Linked DNA regions of Homo sapiens: region 2 is linked to region 1. A link is an interaction called in ENCODE POLR2A ChIA-PET data of the cell type or tissue named here. Cell type or tissue: PC-9. All regions are shown on one strand. Links, peaks and the distances in the headings refer to the core of each region. The heading gives the core; the rest is flanking DNA.

Region 1 (4,685 bases), core at 782-3,281:
AGGTGAAACCCCGTCTCTACTAAAAATACAAAAAATTAGCTGGGTGTGGTGGCGGGCGCCTGTAGTCCCAGCTACTCAGGAGGCTGAGGCAGGAGAATGGCGTGAACCCGGGAGGCGGAGCTTGCAGTGAGCCGAGATCATGCCACTGCACTCCAGCTTGGGCAACAGAGCGAGATACTGTCTCAAAAAAAAAAAAAAAAAAAAAAAAGAAAAGAGGCAGTGGTAGAGCTAGTCTTGAATTTTATCTACAATATGTATTGAGAATACCAATCCATATTAACCCTCTTTTCCAGGCATTAAAGAAGCCTCTTCATATGTCACACCTGAGAACTGTGATTCAATTTAATTGATACATATAACTCTGCTGTACCATTTGAGGTTTAAATTATGTTCTTGCCGTTATTTTGTTTTTTAGCTACTTAAAATTGTTTTAGGCAGATTGATTTTTTGGGTACAAATTCACAATGCTTAAAAGCTCATGTACCAGTTGTTTTCTCATTAATTAACAGCACTGTTCATTAAAACACAGTGACCTTTGTCTAATCTACAAGCTGTCTTCTGTGACCATTAGTTTTTTCTGGTTTTATGCCATCAAATAGCATTTTCGTGAAGATGAAATGCCGACATTATAAACCCTGTGACATTTGCAGCAATTCTTGAAGAGCTGTGGCTAATTAGACATACATAATTAGAACTATTGCTTTTATTCAGAATATCAACATAATCAATTCCCAGCTGTTTTTGTTCCTTTTTGTGTGTGTGCATATACTTAAAGTAACATAGGGCTAGCAGGTCAACATGCCTCTTTACATAATCCCTGCAGGGAAAGAATTTGTGATGTAAACTGCATCATAAAATGCAAAAAAAAGGCATCAGTCAGAAGAGTTGCAGTTATAATTCTATGTAATTTGGAAAATTCTACTAGTATAACACATATTAGGGGAATGAAATTAAGATCTAGAGATGGCTCCAAACTTAAACCAAAATGTGGAAATACACAAAAGTAAATATCTTCCGGAATTGTGTCTCTTTGGAGAGCAGAAAAATATCCTAAAAACATGCTTACTAACTATAACTTATAGAACATCACATACCATCATCAATCCAGCTAGCTTTCAAGCTTCTCCTTACTTTTTGGGAAGGTATATTAGTGTATTGGAAGAGAATTTGAGGGAATGAATGTTTTTACCAAAGGGACTAATTTGACCTGGTGTTGAGGACACATGGATATTTACAGAATCATTGCTGCACAGAGGTGGTTGTGAGAGCGTGACAGAACTTCACTAAGTTGGCTAGTAGATGCTTCGGGGGTGGGTATGGGGGGAAGGGGGTCATAGAAGTGGGAGTGGGGTGGAGATAGGGGAAATTAGATTAAGGTGTGAAGGGGTATGGATGCTTCCTGCCTTGGAAAAAAATGACTGAGGTAGTTTTGACAGACAGTGTCACTGCGGCTAGTCTCATTGATTGGAAGGCTTAGGTAGATATGATAGATGAATTTGTTTGAGTAGCTCCAGCAAAATCTAGTGTCTTAGTGGGTCTTTCCCCTTGGGATTAGTTGATTCCTGAAATTTCTTTATAAATGATTTATCCATTCAAGTTTTTCACACCTGTTAATATATAAATCTGCTCCTGAAAAGTAATTCATTTAACCATACCTAAATAACAATGTTCATTTATCCCAGAGGTTCTTCAGAAGATCATAGGGAGGCAATAGTTTGAAAATGCCCCATTCCAAATGACTGATTGACACTTTGTTACTAAGGAAGGATCACGGCTGGTTTTTTATCAGGTATTGAGGCCATAAATTGAGACCATATGGGCTGGAGGCAGGAAGTGGGTGCCCCCTGCTTGGGGAAAAGAGGTGGGAACAGCAGGACATTCCTGGTTTACCCCTCGCTGCCTACCTGGAGTGGCCCTATGCATCCCAGTTACTAGTTGGGATGCCATGATGAGAGGACTTCCGTCCTCTCTTGTAGTGATTTTAGATCCTTAGGGATGGGTTGGCTCTTGTCAGCAGCTATAATGCCTGCCTAGTATGAGCAGCCACCCAGATGATCCCTTCTGCCTTTACGTTTTATGTTCTGTAAGTCACATCTGCATCAGGGCACAGGATGTCTTAGGCTTTCCCCTTCACCTGCCACAGGTGAAGTCTGCCCATGGGACCAAGCTGAAGTGGTGCCCTTTGTGGAGGAGCCTTACTGAGGTTTTTTTTGTTGTCCATCCTCCCCCATCCTAAACCTATTTATACCTTAATTGGTTTGAGGTTTCTATTTGGGTGTGTCTGCATGCCCAAATGATTCATGTATGAATCATAAACACCAAGCTGGAAACATTGAAAATGGCTTGCTGTACCTTGAACTGGACCCAGATATGTATTCTGTTATGATTTTGTAAAATAATCACAAATTAACCAGTGCAACTTAGAATCGAAGATCAATGTCCTGAATCAGATCAAAATGGAAACACCGAAAGTGTCTCCAAAATGAATGAAATCAAACCAAGTTTTCATTTGATTCAAATTGCTAATTTGTCTACTTCTCACTAATCTATAGGCTTTTCTTCCTCTTAAGAACTACATGAGGCTGGGAGCAGTGGTTCATGCCCATAATCTCAGCACTCTGGGAGACCTTGGTAAGCAGATCACTTGAGGTCAGGAGTTTGAGACCAGCCTGGTTAACATGGTGAAATCCGGTCTCTACTAAAAATACAAAAATTGGCCAGGCATGGTGACAGGTGCCTGTAATCCCAGCTACTCAGGAGGCTGAGGCAGGAGAATTGCTTGAACCTGGGAGGTGGAGGTTGCAGTGAGCCGAGATCAAAATTAAAATTTAAGATACACAAATTTAAATAAAATTCCTTAAAACAAACAAGTATTTCTATTTAGAGAGCTATCCTGACCTTGAGAAATTAGTACATGTCAGCCAAGTTGACTATAAAACAGATCTTATCTTCTCATATTGGTGATATTTGTCCTGTGGATTGAAGTGGATGCTTGTGTCAAGATAAGAGATAGTACGGCTTCCATGCTACTGAGAGTGAGAGGCAGGTCAGGGCTGGGCATGTTCTTAGAGAACTTTCAGAATTTTTATCTTTTCTTACGGAGGAGTTATGTCTCTGTTCTTATAGCTGCCCTTCTTTGGACCAAAGGAATTGCTCTTATACTGGGAGGTCCCTTGATTTCCAGAAAATCTGCTTCTTCCTTCTTCCTTGAGGGTATTTACAGAGTTTCATATAGCTAACTTCTCTGCAATGTTGACTTCATTTCTAGATGTTCTGCTTTTCATGAATTCATTTTATAAATGTCTACCGAATACCATAAACATGCAGGATATAAAGATCAGCAATGTGTTCTGTCACCCTCGAGGAGTTTATAATCTATTGGGGGAAGATAAGACACACCACTAGAAAACTCACAAAATCTCGTGCCAGAAATTCTGCTGAGTGCTGGTTTCTAGAGAAATGCCTTACCCATTGTCGTAGCCCCTCTGCTTAGAGCAGGCCCTAGCCAAATGTTTGTTGAAGTTTCCTTCAGTTCACGGCTTCAGGCTCAGCACCACCCAATTAGCATACTGTTTTATTATCTATTAAAATCAAAATTCTCAAAAAGAGCTAGCTGGAGGTGGAAAAATGAGAATAACTTAATTGGCCTATGATTTTCATTTCTGACCTGTCTATTCAGCTTTATGACACTAATTGCAATGAGAGGGTGAATGGCTTCTTACTGCAAGATGTCTTAGTGACAGTGTGGGCTTATTTTGATTAATGTAAGCTGGAGGACAGTAACTACCTAATTTCACTCCTATGGTTTCTACCACTGAATGATTTTATTTTCATTTGTTGTTACCCGATACCTCTTCTCTTTTTACATTTTACTAGCCTGAAAGGATTTTTCACTAATGGTTACACCGTTGTTCTTAAGACAAGCTGTGGGGGAAAGAAAGTGAGAGACAGTTTATCCCTTTTATTTAAGCATATTTTAGGCAGAATCTCCAAATGTCTTAGTTCTTGGAGGAAATGGAACTTCAGGGTGGAGCCAGAGTGGCTCCTGAAGGCTAAGCAGAAGTGGCCAGTGTGTTTTATTTACTCAGTAACCAGGAAAGCAAAGGCTGTGTTGATGAAGGGGTAGAACCCCGAAAAGCTCAACTGTTGAGCTGTCAGTGGGGAAGACATTCTGCTTGTTGGTAGAATGTGAAAAACCCGGAAGAAATGGAAACCTTTGGGATCATGGCTTTCAGAGGAGAAAAGGGTATTGGCAGGGTAGTGTTGGAGTCCTGTAGAAATCAGATACAATCTTGCTTTGTTTCCCTGCCCCTAGTCTTCTTGTGGACTGCCATGTGCCACTGGGAGAAATCTCCTTGCCTCCTCAGGTCATTTGACCAAATTCCTTCTAGACTTCCTAGCAAAACAGAAAACATTTTGAATCAAAACCTAGTCTTGCCTTCCTCCTCTTCTACCTATGATGATTATTTTCCTTTATAAGCACCAAAGTGCATTTTATTACCTAAGATTATTTATTTTTCCCATTACCAAAGTATGTGTTATTGGTGTAAATGTACTTTGTGGCAATATGAGTAATATCCTTTGGTGAGCTTTGAGAGGTAGGAAAACACATCTTTCTGTGCACATTGCATGCACACTAGTATGCTCACTTGCTTTCAGAACTTGATATTGAAACTCAGTCAGTT
Region 2 (4,685 bases), core at 1,202-3,701, 56 kb before region 1:
CCCAACCAACCAAACAACAACAACAACAACAAAAACAAACCCAACCAAACCTGGAGGCATCACATTACCTGATTTCAAACTACAAGGCCATAGTCACCAAGACAGCATGGTATTGGTATAAAAATATGCACATAGACCAATGGAACAGAATAGAGAATCCAGAAACAAACCAAGGTACTTACAGTCAACTGATCTTGGACAAAGCAAACAAAAACATAAAATGGGGAAAGGACACCCTTTTCTTTTTCTTTTTCTTTTTTTTAAGGCTGAATTTTATCTTTTTTATTATACTTTAAGTTCTGGGGTACATGTGCACAAAGTGCAGGTTTGTTACCTAGGTATACATGTGCAATATTGGTTTGTTGCACCCATCAGCTCATCATTTACATTAGGTATTTCTCCTAATGCTATCCCTCCCCCAGCCCCCTAACCCCTGACAGGCCCTGGTGTGTGATGTTCCCCTCCCTGTGTCCATGTGTTCTCATTGTTCAGCTCCCACTTATGAGTGAAAACATGTGGTGTTTGGTTTTCTCTTCTTGAGTTACTTTGCTGAGAATGATGGTTTCCAGTTTCATCCATGTCCCTGCAAAGGACATGAACTCATCCTTTTTTATGGCTGTATAGTATTCCTTGGTGTATATGTGCCACATTTTCTTTATCCAGTCTATCATTGATGGGCATTTGGGTTGGTTCCAAGACTTTACTACTGTGAAAAGTGCTACAATAAACATACAAGTGCATTTGTCTTTATAGTAGAATGATTTATAATACTTTGGGTATATACCCAGTAATGGGATTGCTGGGTCAAATGGTATGTCTAGTTCTAGATCCTTGAGGAGTTGCCACACTGTCTTGCACAATGGTTGAACTAATTTATACTCCCACCAACAGTGTAAAAGTGTTCCTATTTCTCCACATCCTCTCCAGCATCTGTTGTTTCCTGACTCTTTAATGATCGCCATTCTAACTGGCTTGAGATGGTATCTCATTGTGGTTTTGACTTGCATTTCTTTGATGACCAGTGATGATGAGCATTTTTTCATAATTTTGTTGGCTGTATAAATGTCTTCTTTTGAGAAGCGAAGGACACCCTTTTCAACAAATGGTGCTGGGATAATTGGCTAGCCATATGTAGGAGAATTAAACTGGATCCTCATTTCTCACCACATACAAGAATCAACTGAAGGTGGATTAAGGACTTAAATATAGAGCCTGAAACTATAAACACTCTAGAAGATAACATTGGAGAAACCCTTCTATACATTGAGTTAGGCAAGGATTTCAAGACCAAGAACCCAAAAGTGAATGCAATAAAAACAAAGATAAATTGCTGGTACTTAATTAAACTAAAGAGCTTTTGCACGGCAAAAGAAACAGTCAGCAGAGTAAACAGACAACTCACAGAGTGGGAGAAAATCGTTATAATCTATACATTTGACAAAGGATGAATATCTAGAATCTACAATGAACTCAAACAAATCAACATGAAAAAAACAAACAATCCCATCAAAAAGTGGGCTAAGGACATGAATAGACAATTCTCAAAAGATGATATATGAATGGCCAAGACACATGAAAAAATGCTCAACATCGCTAATGATCAGGGAAATGCAAATGAAAACCACAATGTGATACCACCTTAGTCCTGCAAAAATGGCCATAATAAAAAAGTGGAAAAATAGTAGATGTTGGTGGAGATGCGGTGAACAGGGAACACATCTACACTGCTGGTTGGAATGTAAACTAGCACAACCACTATAGAAAATAGTGTGGAGATTCCTTAAAGAACTAAAAGTAGAACCATTTGATCCAGCAATCTCACTACTGGTTATCTACCCAGAGGAAAAGAAGTCATTATATGAAGAAGACACTTGCACATGCATGTTTATAGCAGCGCAATTCACAATTGCAAAAATGTGGAACCAACCCAAATGCCCATCAATCAATGAGTGGATAAAGAAACTGTGGTATATATATATACATGATGGAATACTACTCAGCCATAAAGAGGAATGAATTAATGGCATTTGCAGCCACCTAGATGAGATTGGAGACTATTGTTCTAAGTGAAGTAACTCAGGAATGGAAAACCAAACATCCTATGTTCTCACTCATAGGTGGGAGCTAAACTATGAGGATGCAAAGGCATAAGAATGTCACAATGAACTTTGGAGACTCAAGGTGAAAGGATGGGAAGGAGGAGAGGGATAAAAGACTACAAATAGGGTGCAGTGTATACTGCTTGGGTGATGGGTGCACCAAAATCTCACAACTCACCGTGAAAGAACTTACTTATGTAACCAAAAACCACCTGTTCCCCAATAATTTACAGAAAAATAATCGCTGGGGGACACTGTATAATAATAACAGTCATTTTCTCATAAAGACAAAACAAAACCCCACGAAAATCAACAACAACAAAAAAAGCTACTTCCCTACCAACTGTTTCCTAAATCCTTATTCTGTTCATCTTTATTCATAGAATGTATCAATACCTGAAATGATATTGTATATTGATTAAATTGTTTATTGTTTGCCTTCCCAACTAGAAAGTAAATTGTATGTGGGTTGGGACTTTATCTTACTGCTGAATCCAAGCACCTTGCACAGTGATTGGCATACAGTAGTCACTCAATATATATTTACTGAATAAAGGAATGAAAGCCCTATGGGTGGGATAGGATTCTGCTCTCTTGTTTTGCAGCCCAGAAATACTGACGGAAGGTTTTTGTAAGCAAAGTACATAATGTGATCAGAGTAGTGCTTTTAGAAGCTGAAATTATGGCAGCAAATGTACAGGAGAGATTGAAATAGGAAGAAATGAGAGGTGCAGAGACCAGTTAAGACACTATGAGAGTGGAGAGTAAAGAGAAATGTTTAGGAAGTTCAATAGAAATAAATTTATTGATTGAGGTAAAAGGAAAGACTAAGTTAACAGTGACTTGAAAATTTTAAGTGGGAAGATGGTTGCACCATAAATAAAAGCATTATAATGAAAAAGAGAAGGTTTTGGAGTAAAGGTGAAGAGTTTAGTTTTGCAAATAATGGTTTTTCAAATGTCAGTATGACTAATGCAGAAATGTCTAGCAGGAAACTGAGAATGAGAGCTTGAGTCCTGAGAGAGAAATTTGGTTTGGCGTGAGATTTGGGTTTTAGAATCAGTAACAGGGTGATGTTAAAGCTATGTGCATAACTGAGATTACAAAAGGTACACAGAAAGGGTCCAGGGACACCTCAAAAAACACAGACATTTAAGGAATGGAAGGGAAAGGAAAGTCAGAGAAGAATGTCTTTGGATGTCATGTTTTTCAAGTTTTTCAAAAGTAGAACAATCGGGAAAGGGTTATATAAATGGAAACTCAATAGAGAATGGAGAGTTTCACAAAGACCAGGTAATCTCTGATGTCACAGCCTAATAGAAAACAAGGACAGTGAGTCTGGGCACGGTGGCTTATGCCTGTAATCTCAGCACTTTGGGAGGCCGAGGCAGGTGGATCACCTGAGGCCAGGAGTTTGAGACCAGCCTGGCCAACATGGTGAAACTCCATCTCCACTAAAAATACAAAACTAGCCAGGTGTGGTGGTGCATGCCTGTAATCCCAGCTACTCAGGAGGGTGAGGCAGGGGAATTGATTGAATCTAGGATGTGGAGGTTGCAGTGAGCCAAGATCACACCATTGCACTCCAGCCTGGGCAACAGAGTGAAACTCCATCTGGAAAAAAAAAAAAAAAGAGAGAGAGAGAGAAAAAGAAAACAAGGACAATGAGCATTGAGAAAAAGAGACTGAATATGGTGGAGATAGGTGGTCACTGGCAATCACTGAGAAAGTGGTTGCTCTGGTCATGCCACCTTACCTGGGCTTTGAAAGAGGGGGAACAATTCAGAAGCAGGTTTGATAAAGAGGGAGACAAATTCTATGATGCCAGACCTTTCAGAAGCATTCAGCTCAGCTGACCACCTCTTTCTAGAAGCACTCTTCTCTTCACTTCCATGGTTTTCTCTTTGTATTCCTTGGTGGCTCTTTTTCTGTGGCTCCTCTTACCCTTTTCAACCTTTGGACACTGGATTTTTAAGGTTTTGTTCTAAGTCTTTTTCTTCTTTTAAAAATTGTATTCTTCTTAGACTTTCCTTTCTTTTCTATCCCCTCTTTTTTCTCTCTTTCCAGGTGATCTTAAATGTTCTCATAGATTTAAATGCCACTTTTATGCTAAACACTCCAAATTTATATCTCTAGGCCAGACCACTTTTCTGAGTTCCCAATTCACATATCTGCAGTTGACAGTTCCATTTAGATGTCACACAGTCATTTAACTGAATGTGTCTAAAACAGAACTCTTATTTCTACCAAATATATTCCTTCCTGTCTTAACCAAGAGCTCCACCAATCTATCCACTTGCTCATGTCAGAAGCCTCAGAATCATCCTAACTATTCATTTCCCTCACTCCCCCCACGGAATCTATCAGCAAGTCCTGTTGATTCGATCTCCTTAGGTTTTTGCAAATTCACCCCCTTTTCTCTGTCTTTGCTGCCACCATGGTAGACCAGGCTGCTATAGTAGCCTCTTAATTGCTCTCTCTGCTTTTGCTTTTGCTTTCCTCTAGTTCCTTCTTCATATACCTGCAAGGGGTATCATTTTCTTATTTCCATCTAAAAAATCCTTCAATGGCTAGCTGTTGAATTCA

Evidence for each region. ChIA-PET counts read pairs that join two places held together with the same protein. Peaks named below come from ENCODE experiments on the same cell type or tissue, not always from the same donor. Only the 100,000 strongest peaks of a DNase experiment are listed, where the experiment ranks them.
Region 2: POLR2A ChIA-PET joins it to region 1 with 9 read pairs; 4 of 35 experiments call an interaction of 5 or more read pairs at or near these places.

Annotation. Positions count from the first base shown.
Region 1 is chr6:73,030,363-73,035,047 of GRCh38, reverse strand. All of the region lies in intron 2 of KCNQ5 (potassium voltage-gated channel subfamily Q member 5), which reads right to left. Among named protein-coding and RNA genes, the nearest start is that of MIR4282, 65 kb to the right of the region's middle. RefSeq lists an enhancer at 1,650-2,849. In PC-9, for the core only: no CTCF peak of the experiment used is centred there; a DNase peak (open chromatin) is centred at 2,267; H3K27ac peaks cover 972 bases.
Region 2 is chr6:73,087,071-73,091,755 of GRCh38, reverse strand. The region is part of intron 5 of KCNQ5 (potassium voltage-gated channel subfamily Q member 5); the gene reads right to left. Among named protein-coding and RNA genes, the nearest start is that of KCNQ5-AS1, 54 kb to the left of the region's middle. In PC-9, for the core only: no CTCF peak of the experiment used is centred there; no DNase peak of the experiment used is centred there.